Regions from separate parts of the Homo sapiens genome. Here regions 1 and 2 are each linked to region 3. A link is a contact called in ENCODE Hi-C data. All regions are on one chromosome and are shown on one strand. The core of a region is the stretch at or near the end of the contact, and the rest is flanking DNA. Distances in the headings are between cores, read along the strand shown.

The links. Hi-C counts contacts between places; a loop is a spot of excess contacts on that map. Pooled maps may share reads with other maps.
Region 1: a loop to region 3 is called in a map of B cell, with 8 times the contacts of the local background. The contact joins the enhancer-like site here to the promoter of BEND4 in region 3. A Hi-C loop is called at or near these places in 1 of 168 maps with a recorded cell type or tissue (B cell), 9 of 37 single-sample maps with no recorded cell type and 5 of 50 pooled maps.
Region 2: a pooled map shows a loop between it and region 3 (19-fold over the local background). The contact joins the promoter of PHOX2B here to the promoter of BEND4 in region 3. A Hi-C loop is called at or near these places in 4 of 50 pooled maps.

What each region holds. Positions count from the first base shown.
Region 1 is chr4:42,626,483-42,631,247 of GRCh38, reverse strand. It overlaps ATP8A1 (ATPase phospholipid transporting 8A1), which reads left to right. Exons shown (of 37, transcript NM_006095.2): 2 at 4,139-4,253. Among named protein-coding and RNA genes, the nearest start is that of ATP8A1, 28 kb to the left of the region's middle. RefSeq lists a silencer at 4,231-4,280. Within about 2 kb of position 2,892, at least 15 of the 41 ENCODE cell types and tissues checked have a DNase peak (open chromatin) inside an H3K27ac peak, as active enhancers do; they include B cell, where a contact is called at or near this core.
Region 2 is chr4:41,747,330-41,751,862 of GRCh38, reverse strand. It overlaps PHOX2B (paired like homeobox 2B), which reads left to right and starts at 3,138. Exons shown (of 3, transcript NM_003924.4): 1 at 3,138-3,493; 2 at 4,327-4,514. The coding sequence starts at 3,253. It overlaps PHOX2B-AS1 (PHOX2B antisense RNA 1), which reads right to left and starts at 3,514. Exons shown (of 4, transcript NR_187403.1): 1 at 3,277-3,514.
Region 3 is chr4:42,150,885-42,155,610 of GRCh38, reverse strand. BEND4 (BEN domain containing 4) reads left to right here and starts at 2,956. Exons shown (of 6, transcript NM_207406.4): 1 at 2,956-3,079; 2 at 3,235-3,954. The coding sequence starts at 3,468. RefSeq lists silencers at 3,264-3,583, 3,784-3,873 and an enhancer at 3,639-4,482.

The sequences.
Region 1 (4,765 bases), core at 1,643-4,142, 480 kb before region 3:
ATCAGGCTTTGAGGGCTTACTATGAACCAGAGGTATAATAGGTAACTTACCATGTAACAAGGGAAGCAGGTGAATTGTCAGTTACACCACAAGGTAGAGAATTACCACCCCAAAACATTCTTCAACCTCTAACCCAGAAGCCGCCTCCCATTTTTATGAGGCTCAGCCTATGACTGTATCATTATTCACCCTGTTAGCTCTTTAAGTATAATAGACATTTACAATATCTATTACATTTATTGTAATACAAATTACATGTATTGTAATCTATTACAATATTAGGTGTTTTAAGTACATTGCATACATATTCCTTCATTTACTACCAACTATTCCAGGACATGAACACAGAATACTTCTCTTTGACAGATTAGGAAACTGAAGCCTAGTGAAAGTAAGTAACTATCTAAGGTCATGTTTTATTCTTGGCTTTGCCATTTACCAAATACTGTTCATTCGACTATACTTAATACGGAGTTCAAACCCATTGCATGGTGGGCTTCAGAGTTCAGTCTGAACCCAGAGAAAATGGGTGGGGCACTGAGTGGATCTCAGAAGCAGTCTGTTGAATGTCTTGAAGTCCATTTCCGTTAAATAGGTGAGTATTGTATGTCCTCTTTGCACAAGATTGTGCTAGGAAAAGCTGAGAGAGATACCAAAGAGCATGATTAAGATGCGTTTCTTTCTCTCAGTAAAGTTCACCTTTAGCATGACTTTACAGACAAAGAAGGCTTCTGAAGGCCTGACCTACCAGGAAGACTCAGAACTGTTACCAGATCAAGAACGGCACTCGCCTTCCCCTTGCTTTCTGTGAGGGGATGACATAAAAGCGTCAGAGTTTTCAGTAGTCCTTAGGAGTTCAGACAGGTGGATTAAAAGCTACTAGTAAATTTTAATGACTTATGTGAACGAACCCTCTAAATTATTAAACAGCAAGGGACATGGGTTCCTTCCTTAAAACGAGGAATAGAACTCCATGTATAAGAAGGAATACCATCTTAGTTTGACCCTCTTTGGGGCAGGGTGGTAAAGGATTCTCCTATTTTGATTGCCTTTGTCACCATTCTAATAGCTCAGCTTAGGCATTGCCCAGGTATGCACATGTAGCTCTTTATGTGGTTATTATAGCTGATGAAGGTGGTGATATGCAGAGGAAATAAAAAAATGAAATCATAAAATAGAATTATCTGGTGCATATTGAATAACTTTCAATTTTGAATGTAGCAAATGTGTTTTCACCTTTAACCCAGAGCTGTGAGATCAAAATTGCTACCTACCTTCCTCAAAGTGTTGGTTCATTAATCAAATGGAAGAGTCCGTTTCTCTTTACATGGAAAGAGTCTGGATTGACAGGTTACTTACGTTAAGTCCAGACCTAAGTTGCCCATTTCTGCAATGTAAGATGATTGCATTGAAGAGTTTAATTATAATGGTTACAAACTCTCACTTCCAAATTAGCAAAAATGCTAGTCTTTTTCCCAGGTACCTTCATCAGAATATTCCTGAGGATCTCTGAGGTCAAGTATGTTCACTGAGATATTTCTGAGAACCTCTGAGGTTGCTGTGCCTGTTTACTGCTAGCTTGCTGTCACCTGCTAGGAGTAAACAGAATTGGATACATAACAGAAGGTGATACCTGCAATCTCTGGCCTTCAAACATTCTGGGAGTGGGCTTCAGGTGCCTGATGGCTCTCCATGTCACTGCTGAGGAGACAGGGGAGAGGTGCCTACCAGCTCCACTGGCTGAGAGCCTCACTCCCTGCTTTCAGTGCAGATCTCCCTTCCTCAGTATCACACCTGGTCAGGGCACAACAGAGCGAAGCGTTCTGCATACATTCAGCTTCATGTACAATATCTTTCCAAAGCTTTTCTGTAATGCCTGGGTAAAGAAAGCCTATGTTGTCTGTGAAATCCTGTGCTCAGAGCCATCCAGTCTCTTCGATGGTCCTACCCCTGGCAACAGTTTACAGTTTAGATTTTCCCCTTCATTTTGGTGAGTTTTCTCTTTAAAGATCCCTTATTATCTGACCTAGGTTGGGCCCCTACTAATCCATTAGGATTGTTTTAATTACTCTGATTCCCACATAAGGGATGGGGTTAATTCCAGTCCCTTTAGTTCAAGGAAAATCCTTTGCCCCACAGAAATTCTTGAATACAAGTTAATATCTGAGGGGGAGATGCAGTATCCAATTGCTTTCAGTGGATAGCAATATCCAGTGCTCTCCCAGCAGCGTTTGAGACCTCAATGTAAGTAGGTGTGTCTGGATGGAGTAACACCCAGTTCCTCAGCTAAGGACATCCAAGGGCGGGGCCCTCAAAAGTCCCATTACATAAAGTAGATACAACACTCAAAAGTCCATTATATAAAGTAAATACAACACAACCTGAGAACATCAGCTCAGAGTGGAGTGAAGAGCTGGTTTTTTTGAGGCTCTCTCTCTAATCCAGAGGCGGGGAACAGCACACTCTGGTCTTCATGCTACCACGAAGGAAGACCTAATAAAGGACTCAATTTTTTTTAAAGATTGATCTCCCTCTATTCAATAACCCATGTGTGAAATTTCAATTATACAAAACTAGAGGGAAAAGTATGTGTTTAGAACATGGTGTAGGGAAACACTGTGAGCAAAGCTGCTGATTGGGTCTGAAACTGCAAAATGGGTGTGACAGAATCTACTCGGAGCCATGTGACCTCCAGGGTGATAAGGATACAATGTGCCTCTCACCCTGTGCCCCTCCTACTTGGAAAGCTTTCAGTGGTTGGCTGCCAAGCAGAGCGCAGGGTCCTCTGGGACCTGGCCTGCGTGCTTCCTCAGCGTGGTTTCTCGTCCGCCTTCTGTCTGTGCTCCAGCAGCACTGCCCTGTTTGCTCTCCCCTGCACACATGACACCGTTTCTCACACCCCAGTCCCTGTGCTCATGCTTCTCACCTTTGTAGAACACCTCAGTGATTTTCTGGTTTCATACTATAACAAACCCCACAGGCCAGCTTTTCACATAGTTGTTACCAGCACTTGGCCAACAGTTGTTTTTTCATCAGTGGGTGGAGCAGCTTTTCTTGCCCCCAAAAAACAGTCAACCACTCATTTTTCATTGGGTATATGTATTCGGCAAACATTGGGTACCTGCTGTTTGTTGGCACTGGTGTTGAGAAGATGAATAACACACCCTCTATGGCCCTAGGGAGTTCCCATTCTGGTAGGGGGAACCTGACTCAGGCAGCAACAAAACCTTCTGGTAAGTGTTTTGCTGAAGAGTGGGGAGGTTCAGAGGGCTGTGGAAACCCAAAGACGTTTTACCTAACTTGAACATCATAGAACACTTCAGAAGAAACCACATGTCAGCAGGTCTTATGGGAGGAGTTGGCATTGGCTAGGCAGAAAAGAGAAGAAAAATGGGTTTTGGAGATACAGTACTGTTGTCACCCCTTTGATTTTTCACTAGAAGACACAAAAAGCTGTTTAAAATACTATCTGTTGATATTCTGTTCTAGAACTTGTATGTATTTTTTAAAGTGTTTGTCAACATTGCAACAAAGTACCCAGTTGAATGTATCCTGTTGTTTCAATGATTATGAGATGACTTGAAGTGCTCTTGAGAAATTTAAAGTTCGTTTGTGAACATGAATTCTAACTGGAGAAAAAAATAGGTGATGATAGTGAGTTGGATCATTGTTGCAGTTCTCTATTTAAACCTTACTATTTATCTTTTCTTCTGTCTTCATCTGGGAAAAAACCCAGAAAAGTATTAAATGCATATGCTTTAATTTTTGACTATATTTTAAATTACCTTGTTAGTTTTACCTAAAACTGTAATTTAAACCAGTTTAAAATTAAGGTTTACTTCTGGGCATCTTTTTATATAGTGGAAGGAAAGAAGTTGAACACTTACGGGGGAAATGGAAAGTTGATGTTATGTCTTGTTTTTGATATGGCTCAGTTTTTACATGACTGTTAAATGCTGCCCTTTAAATCTAGTAGAAATGTTAAATATGGGGATGTTACTTTTTATTATAAAAGAAACAACAGTTAAGGGGAAGCAAGTAGCTTTTAACAGATTTCATATTCTAGACTAGTTATGAAATCTGTTTTTGGTCTGGACAATAAAACATTTCTTGTACAATAAGAAGATCTCTTTTTAAGGTTATGAGAAGACAGATGATGTTTCAGAGAAGACCTCACTGGCTGACCAGGAGGAAGTAAGGACTATTTTCATCAACCAGCCCCAGCTGACAAAATTCTGCAATAACCATGTCAGGTAAGAACTACCAAAGAATGCCATGAGACCAGCCAGCAGAGCAGAGCTGGTTAGGTCAAAATGAAAATGCTTGCAAAGAGCTTTCAGTGCAGTCAGTTAATATTTGAGAGCTCCCTGTTGGCAGTGTGAATAGGCTGTTTCCCCATCTTCTCTCCCATAGAGAAATATTCATAAGAATCTGGAAATAGCGAGGAGCAGAAAGAATAAGCACCCATCCTCTGCCGATGCTGCATAGATATTGAATAATGAAAGCTGCTTATGTGTAAATGCCTCTGTCCTAAACCTGTTAATAGAGCGATGCGTTACTGGTTTTGGTTAGCAAGTTTTAACATTTTAGAAGAGGTCTTTGCAATTCTGCACCAAGAATTCCTTCTGGTTATATAGTCTTTAAGTATTGGTTTTTGATAGTTGTGAAGTTTAGTATGGTGTGGAGGAATGGAGGGCTGTGCGAATTACTTCACTGCACTGTTGTGTTTTCATTCCAACAATAATGTAAAAAGTATCTGTGTAAG
Region 2 (4,533 bases), core at 1,889-4,388, 400 kb after region 3:
ACGGCACCCCGACCCGGGGCGGCCGGCAGCAGGGGGCGCCCGGCAGCAGGGGGCGCCCAGAGAGGGCTGGCGAGGCGTTCCGGAACCGCGGGACGGGAAGGGACCCCAGGACCGGGAGGGACAGAGCCCCGGGCCTGCCCCTTGACCGCCCCCCGGGCACCCTCCCCGGCCAAGCACTTCCCTTGCCAGCGCCCTTCGGCTGAGACCTCGCCCAGATCCCTTAGCTTCTCCTTTTGACACCCTCTGATGCCCCGTCAGCATCCAGGTCCCCTGAGGTGCCCACTGAACTCCCCACCCCAACACTCCCTTTCGCTCAGGAAGTGCCTCTGTGCACCACCTAAATTTCCAAGTTCCACATCTTCACCTAAGAGCAATCCTCAGAAACTGGCAACATGAACCCCTCTACTCCGAGCTCCCAGCACTTTTTAGGTCCTAGTCTCGCCTCCTCCCCAAAAGCTAAAGGGGCCTGGGAACTGTCAGCAAACTAGGACCCACGGCGAAATTGCCCTGCCCTGCACTCGACTAGGGCGTAGGGATCAGGCCCAGGGCGCACAGCGGTGGCGCGGCACCCGGCCGTAGCTTCCGGAGTAGAGCGCGCGCTCTGCACCACGCGGAGACACACCCCAGGTGCAGTAAGGCTCTAGTGCCAAGCGGGGTGTGAACCTGGTTACTGTCAAAAATAGGCCTTGGAGCCGAAATTCATCACCTCCTGACCACCCCTGGTCACTCTCTTCTGCAGGGAAACGCGCTTAAACCCTACAGCAGAGGAGCGGGCTGGCGGTGGACACCCCGGCCTGTGCTCCCTACATCCACATCTCCTGAGTGCAGGCCTCGGCGGCAGAGTTGCGTTCAGAAAACCAGCAAGCACATCCCCCAACCCGAAATCCGAGGGAACGAAGAAACTTGGACGATCTCAGCCTTGTGCTTGACAACCTATCCCCCACCTCCCTTAAGTGGTTGGGGAGGGGGATGAGCGTGGGGGAAATTCCATGTGTGGAGTCCAAAGGGATACAGCCACCTCCCGGCCCAAATGCAAATTCATATTCATGAGAGCGGGATAAATAAAGACAAATCTCCGCTGTAATAGCACTTGGATTCGCATCCGTCTTTGCTGGCCTTTAGGTTTAGGGGACTGAAGACAGATGTTTGCATCCCTTTTCTCCTCTTGTCTGGTGACCATAAAGAAAAACCATTTAGAGCGTTGCAATTTGTTTCCCGCCGCAGTAAAACCTTGTATACATTTATTTTCATTTCACCCCCGTGCACAAAAAAGTGCACACTGGTCACCAAGGGCCCTTCTTTATCAAATACGCATTGTACAACATACAACTGCAATAAAACTATCAGCCCTCCCCATAAAACTATCACCAGGATCCTCGGTAGGTCCGGCTCCCTGCACTCCCGACTTTAGCGCTTCCTCACGCCCCGAGGATTTGCAACCACCTGAAACGAGCCTGAAACTCACCCTGCAAAGAAGCACAAGGCTGGGGGACCGCTGTCCCCGTTTAATCCATTACTGCGTCCGCGGCAGTTTAGTGCGCAATAAAACACGGTGGCAGGGGAGAGCGGGAGCCCATCCACTCCCCGGCACTAGCATCGAATTAAACCACTTAGTTTGGCAAACACTGAACGCCTAAATGCCCCTATAAAGACTTTATGAGTTTGTTACTTTAATTACTGACTTGTTACAGAGCACATAAAGGGGGTAATGAATGCAATAAAACTAATTATCTACACATTTAATTCATATAAAATATCCAGGGTTTGTTTACACCACACGGCGATTCAGCTAAGCTTTCCCCCTCTTGTCCACCGAGAGGAAGGATTTAATGAAATAGTTTCCCTTATTCTGCTAGGGCCTAACAAACCAAATGAAAATTACCCTCCGCTTAAATCATGGGGCCACTGAAGTCCACAAATCACTGCTCGCTCCTTTGTCTGTGCCTCGCTGCCAGCACCCAAAAGCCTGAGGAATCGGACAAGAAAGGTGCCCGACCTGGAGCCCTTGCCTGGGCATTTACATGGCAAGAATTTCCCTCACTACAGTCCGCAAACCTAAAAGGCAAACAGACACAATCCCCGGGTCTGTGGAGGATTGTGGGCACCTGAAAAAAAAAAAGAGGCGAGAAAGAGGGAGAGCGCCCGAAAGAGATGAAAGAGGAGATACATTTGGGTACACTTCATGCTCGCTTGCCAGTTATGGTGTAATTAAAACGAACAACCTCACAGAAACTCAAACCAACCAAGGCTTGCGCTAATGCAAACAGACAGAACTGAGAGCAAAGAACACAACGGTCGAGAATCCAGATGTTTCACATTCGAAAGCTTTCCTCAGATTTTTTTATTATTATTTTTAAGTGGCTGTATACCCTGAGTCTCTTGAAAGCACATTTAGCTGCAAGAAGAAATGCAATTTATAAGATGCTTTCTCTCTGTCTCTCTTTTTTTTAACCCCCTCTACCAGGTGTATTTTTAAAGAAATCCGCTTATCGTTCACATAAACCCCCTTGGCCCACTTACTCTATGTTACAGGGCGCCTGAGTCTTGCCAATGTCCCAGTCCTTTATAACATTTCATGCACTTCGGGGGGTAGGCTTGTTGTTAAATTGAGCGTGTAACACTCTTACAAAACAGGTTTTCTATGACATCAAGGTTTCTTCTCCCTAACCGAGGGGGAAAAAAAGAAGAGGACGAAGAAGGGGGAAAACACACACACTATCTCAATTTATGCCTAAGGTATATGATCAGTTAAAAAGGCTTAAAAGCTCGGGGAAATTGGATCAGGGAGAATCGTCACCCAACTTTCATTATTTCCAAGTAGTGTGATTGAATTAAAGGGCAGGGAGCTGGTTAGAAGGGAGGATCAGGGGCTCGGTGCGTAATGGTGTGGTATTAAATTCTAATTAGAGATGCAGGAATCAATGATAGGGAGGTTGGACAGCTCAGTTCCCCAGTGCCAGCCCAATAGACGGATGAGTTATTGTCATGTAAAAAGCGCCAGCAATAAGACCAACCGCTTTGCTATTGTCCAAGTGGAAAGAGCCAAGTTTATTATGAGGACTATATGCTCTAGAGACCTCAGACAAGGCATCTCATAGGAGGCTTTTTCATAAAACTAGGCTCTGCTGGTAGTAAGGAGGCCAGTTTGGAGGCAGGCGTTGAGCTGTGCACATCTCCCCACTCCAGCCACCTTCTCCATATCCATCTTTTATTTCATTTTTCCACTTGGCTGAGCCATCCAGAACCTTTTCAATGTATAAAATGGAATATTCTTACCTCAATTCCTCTGCCTACGAGTCCTGTATGGCTGGGATGGACACCTCGAGCCTGGCTTCAGCCTATGCTGACTTCAGTTCCTGCAGCCAGGCCAGTGGCTTCCAGTATAACCCGATAAGGACCACTTTTGGGGCCACGTCCGGCTGCCCTTCCCTCACGCCGGGATCCTGCAGCCTGGGCACCCTCAGGGACCACCAGAGCAGTCCGTACGCCGCAGGTAAGGACCTTCAGCTTTCTCAGCGGAGGAAGCCGCCTTTCCGCCCGTATATAGGAAGCCTTGATTGCATTTGAAAATGGAAATGTGTTTAGTATTTACCAAACGAAATTTGCTTACACAAATGAAAGAATTTATCACGTTAGAAGCGATTGCAGGGAGGGGTAATTCACTTACAGGGTTACACTATCCTAGTCACACCCGAACCGCCAACAAAATTATCTTAAGCTGCCAAAATGATAGGCATAATTTATTTACTTTGCGATGAGACGTAAAGCTTAGAAAATAATTAAATAACAAAGAGTAAAGCTCATTACTGGCAGTGTCTCTTTTTTTAAGAACCGACAGCGGCTCACACCTCTTTGGCTGGTCATTTTTATGATTATTTCTTTAATTTATTATTATTTTTTTGCAGCTCTTTCCCCCAACTTTTGAGCCGGGTCAACTTTCTGAGAATTGAAAAGTTCCCAAAGTGGGACTGTTTGGTAACTTCTTTCCTGGCTCCCTGATATTCCGACTGATGTTTTTGGATTTTTTTCCTCTCTGGTTTTTTCCTGCTGAAAGCACTATCTCAAGTCCGTCACATCGCGCTGTTTCAATCCACCCAAAGGCGCTTGTGCCAGAAAGGACTCCGCCAAGCCCGAAGTTTGAGCCCAGGTTTCCGCAGATAACAAATTTCCTCGGTTTCTTCCCGCAGCTTCTCTCGGCAACTCTCTCGCGCGGGTGTAGGTAGCGGCTGCCGTATGACCTGACCTTGGAGTCCTCACATTCTAGCTCCACGGCCGGCGAGCTGCCGGCTGATTTGCTCACTTTCTGTCTCCTCTGTCATACTCTAGTTCCTTACAAACTCTTCACGGACCACGGCGGCCTCAACGAGAAGCGCAAGCAGCGGCGCATCCGCACCACTTTCACCAGTGCCCAGCTCAAAGAGCTGGAAAGGGTCTTCGCGGAGACTCACTACCCCGACATCTACACTCGGGAGGAGCTGGCCCTGAAGATCGACCTCACAGAGGCGCGAGTCCAGGTACGCGCGCCTGGAAACC
Region 3 (4,726 bases), core at 1,707-4,206:
CCCCATCAGTGGAGGCATTTAAACATGGTTTGCACAACCACTTGCCAGGGCCATCGAAAACTATGGGCAGAGGCTTAGTCACAAGAATAAAAGACTGCATAGGTCCCTTCTAGTCCTATGTACCTACGATTATATGGCCACCACACCTTTTTTGCTATGCAATGGGAAAAGCAAAGGAGTATTCCTCAGTCATTTTGTACCAAATGATAGTATGCATACTCCTGTTCCTGCTGCAATATCATCTTGGCATTAAAATGTTGAAGCTAATCAGACATTTAATTTCAAAGTGGAAGGTCATTATCTTGTCACAAAATTTTATTCCAATTACTTTTTTTTCTATTATACGAAATGAATTAAAAGTAGCACAAAACATTGGGAGATCAAACAGTCAATCAGAAGCTCATTAAATATCATTGAAATTGGTGCAATAAAAAGCATTTCCCATGGCTGAGCTATTATTTAAAAGCTATATTCTGGATGGCTCAAGGAATTGACATGCTGCCAATCAAAAAATCACCCTGTCCATAAATAGCCACTTGGCTTTTCAAAATTCACTCTCACTCTCTCTCTCTCTTTTTTTTTTTTTTGAGATAAGAGTAAATATCTAAAAAGATTTAAAGCATGGGTATAATTACTATTCTATCAGCTCCTATGAGACCCCTAAGAGAAGATATCAGCAAAGTCACTATCTGATAATTTAGGCCACAATTTAGAGCAAGATGCTCACAGAGTGCTACCAGTAATTTTATGAACACTTAAATACATTACATCTATGTACAATACTCAGTTAAATACAATCTCAGGCAGGGGTTAGTGGTCAGCTATAATTTTAAAATTGCCTTCAACTCCACACTTAGAGTAAATGCTCATTTTATTTTTAAAAGGGTGATTCTTAAGTACTTCACTTTTCTATGAACTCAGGACGCAGACATAGGTGACTGCCCACATGAAAATCTGAAAGCTGATCATTTAAAACTTTTAAATATTTTTCCTCTGGGCACCTTCCCCTCCCCCTTCCCCCCACTTTTAAAAGCTAAATGACTAATTTGATTATTTCAGTTTTATAGAAATAATCACTTTTTGATGTAAAGGACAGCATGTCCTTTTCAATAGAAAATATACAATAGAAGTATTGTTCCCAGTCTCTTAAGGTGTTTAAGTGGTGAGGAGGATATACATTTAAAACTACATAGAAGAGGAAGCCCCCAGGTACAGGAAATTACTTCTTCAGAAGAACTAAAAGATTTCTCTCCTCTTAACTCCCCACACTGCCACCACCCCAATTTCTTTTCAAAAGCCAGGACTTATTGGCAAATTATCTGGGAGTAAAGTGGGAGGAAAACATTTCAATGCAAAATTCAGAACTGCTTTATAGAAAGGAAAGTGTGGGGAGGTTTGTTATCATTTATTTCCTCCAGTATATCATTCAATTTCAGCTGTCTCACGTCTCAGAAGTAGCTCCCCCATTTCTCACTTACGTGCCTAAGAAACATCTCCCTGGCATCTCATTCTCTTTCTCTTTCACCAGCATTTCATTATTTCTTAACTGTCCCTCTCATGCTTGTCTCCTTTTCCTAGTGATCCACGTGTCCTCATTTAGCAGTTTTCAGAAGCCAGGGAGAAACATTGCAAATAATGTTAAATATGATTAATATCTTGAATTCCTTGAAATATGACATGCATGAGTTACAATGAAACCTCTTTTATTTCCCCATGAAATGCTTTTGCATAATGAGAAAGAAAATGTCCTCTATGCCCTAATCAGCCCTGACAGTTCCTGGACTCCCAAATACTTATATTTATGGCATTATTTATTTCATCTCTAATAAATGGATTGGGGGGGGGACACAGCACCATCTGAGGAAGCTGCAGGAGAGAGGGAGACAATCTAGGGGGGAATAATACAGAAGCTGAACCAGCAAGGCAGAGAGAAAAAGCTTCCAAAGGGAAGGAGACCAGGGAAAGAGAGGCCAAAAGATGTGAACCCCCAGAAGAAAATGGGTCACCTTCCTAAGAATAAAAGGAAGGCTCTGAAAAGGAAACAAACTTCAGAGTGCAGAGATGAGGGTCCTACATCAAGGAGCATCCAGAACTCTGACCTGGAGAACGAAAAAGGAAGGCTGAAAAGCAAACCTGGGGCAGGGTATGCTGGTTGGCCTAGAAGAGGGGTGATTTGGGATAGGGAGCAATGGACCCTCTGCCCCAAAAAGTGGCTGGGAGAGACCAGGACATCTGCATCCCATGGAGGATCTTCCTCCCAACGACTGAGATCTCTCATTCAAACGGCTACTGAAATTGGGCACCCTCCAGACCCTCGCCGGATGGCGCCAGTTGCAGTGAGTAAAACAATGCAAGGAGTGAGTTCTCGTGTTTCCCTGGGCTTGCAAGTACATATACATATATTAAAAATGACACTGTTGAAAGTAATCATCACCTCAAAGGGAGGTATCAGGACATTTCCCCACTCAATTGCACAGAGGCTACTGGCTATGGGAAGTGAGGAGTTGACTTCAAATAACCTGGATGCGTCAGTGCAACACAGCCGCACACTCCCGAGTGTCTGACTTTGGGCAATTCCCTTCAACCTCTCAGAGCCTCGGTTTTCTCATCTTTATAATGGGGGGGAAATCATGGTGTCATGCACGTTCTCGGGGCCCCTACGGGAAACAAATGAAAACGTGAAAAAGTTCTACGCCTTGCGAGCTTTTATGTTCCGCATGAGCTCAGAGGCCGCGATGCTCGGGGAAAGCAGGACCCCAAAGCCCCGTAAACACCGCGCGACCACCCGGGCCAAGATCTTCAAGAGGTTCTTTTCAGAAGGATCGGAGAGCAATTCCCGATTGGTAGAAGAACTTGCTGTAATACACACGTACTCTGACGACCCCGCCCCAACGACTAGCCCCTCCTCTGTGCAACCCCGAGAGTTTGGGGTCATGCAGGGGGCGCCACGAGCTCGTTTCGGAAGCCGGACCCCGCCCGCAGCCGCAGAAGCCTCGAGTCCACATCTGGGTCTCTAAAGTCTCGCCGTAGCCAGATCCCGGATCCCCACCTTCTTCACCAGTTCCCGGGCGTCCTCCAGGTCCTCGCTTTCCCCCTTCCCCCGCTCCCCGTCGGAGGCGCGGAGCCGCCAGGCAGACCCCGCGGGCGGCTGCGGCGCCAGGCCCCGCCCCGCCCCCATTATCATTAGCAGATATTACCCTAAACACTTGCTCTTTACCTCCTTTCTCCCTCCAGGCATTGGCGAGGCAGCCTGTCAATCAGGAGCTCGGGCGGCAGCCCCCCGCGCGGGGGCTCGGCGATGCCAGCCTCAGCGACAGGCGGCGGCGGCGGCGGCCACGGCACAGACACACACCCTCCCACACGCGCGCACCAGGGCAGACCCGGCGGGCAGGCGGCGGAGGCACCCTCGGAGCCCGGCGCCCGGCGGGGAGGGGACGTGCTCCGAGGGACCGGCCCCGAGGCGCCGGATGGAGGAAGAGATGCAGCCGGCAGAGGAGGGGCCCAGCGTCCCCAAAATCTACAAGCAGCGCAGCCCCTACAGCGTCCTCAAGACGTTCCCCAGCAAGAGACCGGCGCTGGCCAAGCGCTACGAGCGACCCACCCTGGTGGAGCTGCCGCACGTGCGGGCGCCCCCGCCGCCCCCGCCGCCCTTCGCGCCGCACGCCGCCGTCTCCATCAGCAGCAGCGAGCCGCCGCCGCAGCAGTTCCAGGCGCAGAGCTCCTACCCCCCCGGGCCCGGCCGGGCCGCCGCCGCCGCTTCGTCGTCGTCGCCGTCCTGCACGCCCGCCACATCCCAGGGCCACTTGAGGACTCCGGCGCAGCCGCCGCCCGCGTCCCCCGCCGCCTCCTCGTCGTCTTCGTTCGCCGCTGTCGTCAGGTATGGCCCAGGCGCGGCGGCGGCCGCCGGCACCGGCGGCACGGGTAGCGACAGCGCCAGCCTGGAGCTCAGCGCAGGTACCAACTCTCCGCACAACTTTCCTTCCCGCCACGGCCGGGGGCAGCGGGAGGGGACCCAGGAAGGAGAAGCGGGGGGCCGCCGACACTTACCCGTGCTGGGCCGTGTCGGGATGTCGGGGCGCACCTGGGGCCTCCCCGCGCACCCGGAAACTTCGAGAGGATTCTCCAGCGCCGCCGCGCCTGGGCTTCCGACGGCGCGCGCCTAACAGGTGGCTCCGCGGCTTGGATCCCGCGCCGGGAAGCACGGCTGTGGCAGTCGGCGACCAGGATCGCTCGGGCGTGGTCCGGAGTGGGGCCAGACGCCCCCCCGGGGGATAGCGGCGGCCGCTCGGGAAGAAGCTGGAGCTTCTCGGGCCGCCCCGCTGGGACGCCCTCGTACTACTTCACTTTTTCCGTCTGCTTTTTCCCTTTCTCCTTCTTCCTCCATTTGTTTCTTCTTCTCTCCACTTCTCCTTTGCCTTCTAGTGCTTTCTTCGCCACCTCTTTGATGCACTCTCACGCTGTCGCAGTCCATGCTGGCTGGCTCTCAGTTCCGTTTTTCCTTCTGTCTTTTTTTGTGCGCCTGTGTTTCTCGGGGGCGCTCTGTCTCGCTCTGTCCCTTTTCCTTCCCACCCCTTGGTTGTGAGACTCGGGGCTCCTCCGCGTCCGCCACGCCGTGGATTTCGGGCGCGGGGAACCATCCCGCCCCTCCTTCCTGCCCCGGGAGTCGCAGGCACTCTGCTCCCACCGCCCACGTCGTCGTCCCCGCCATCCCCTCGTCCCCGTCCGT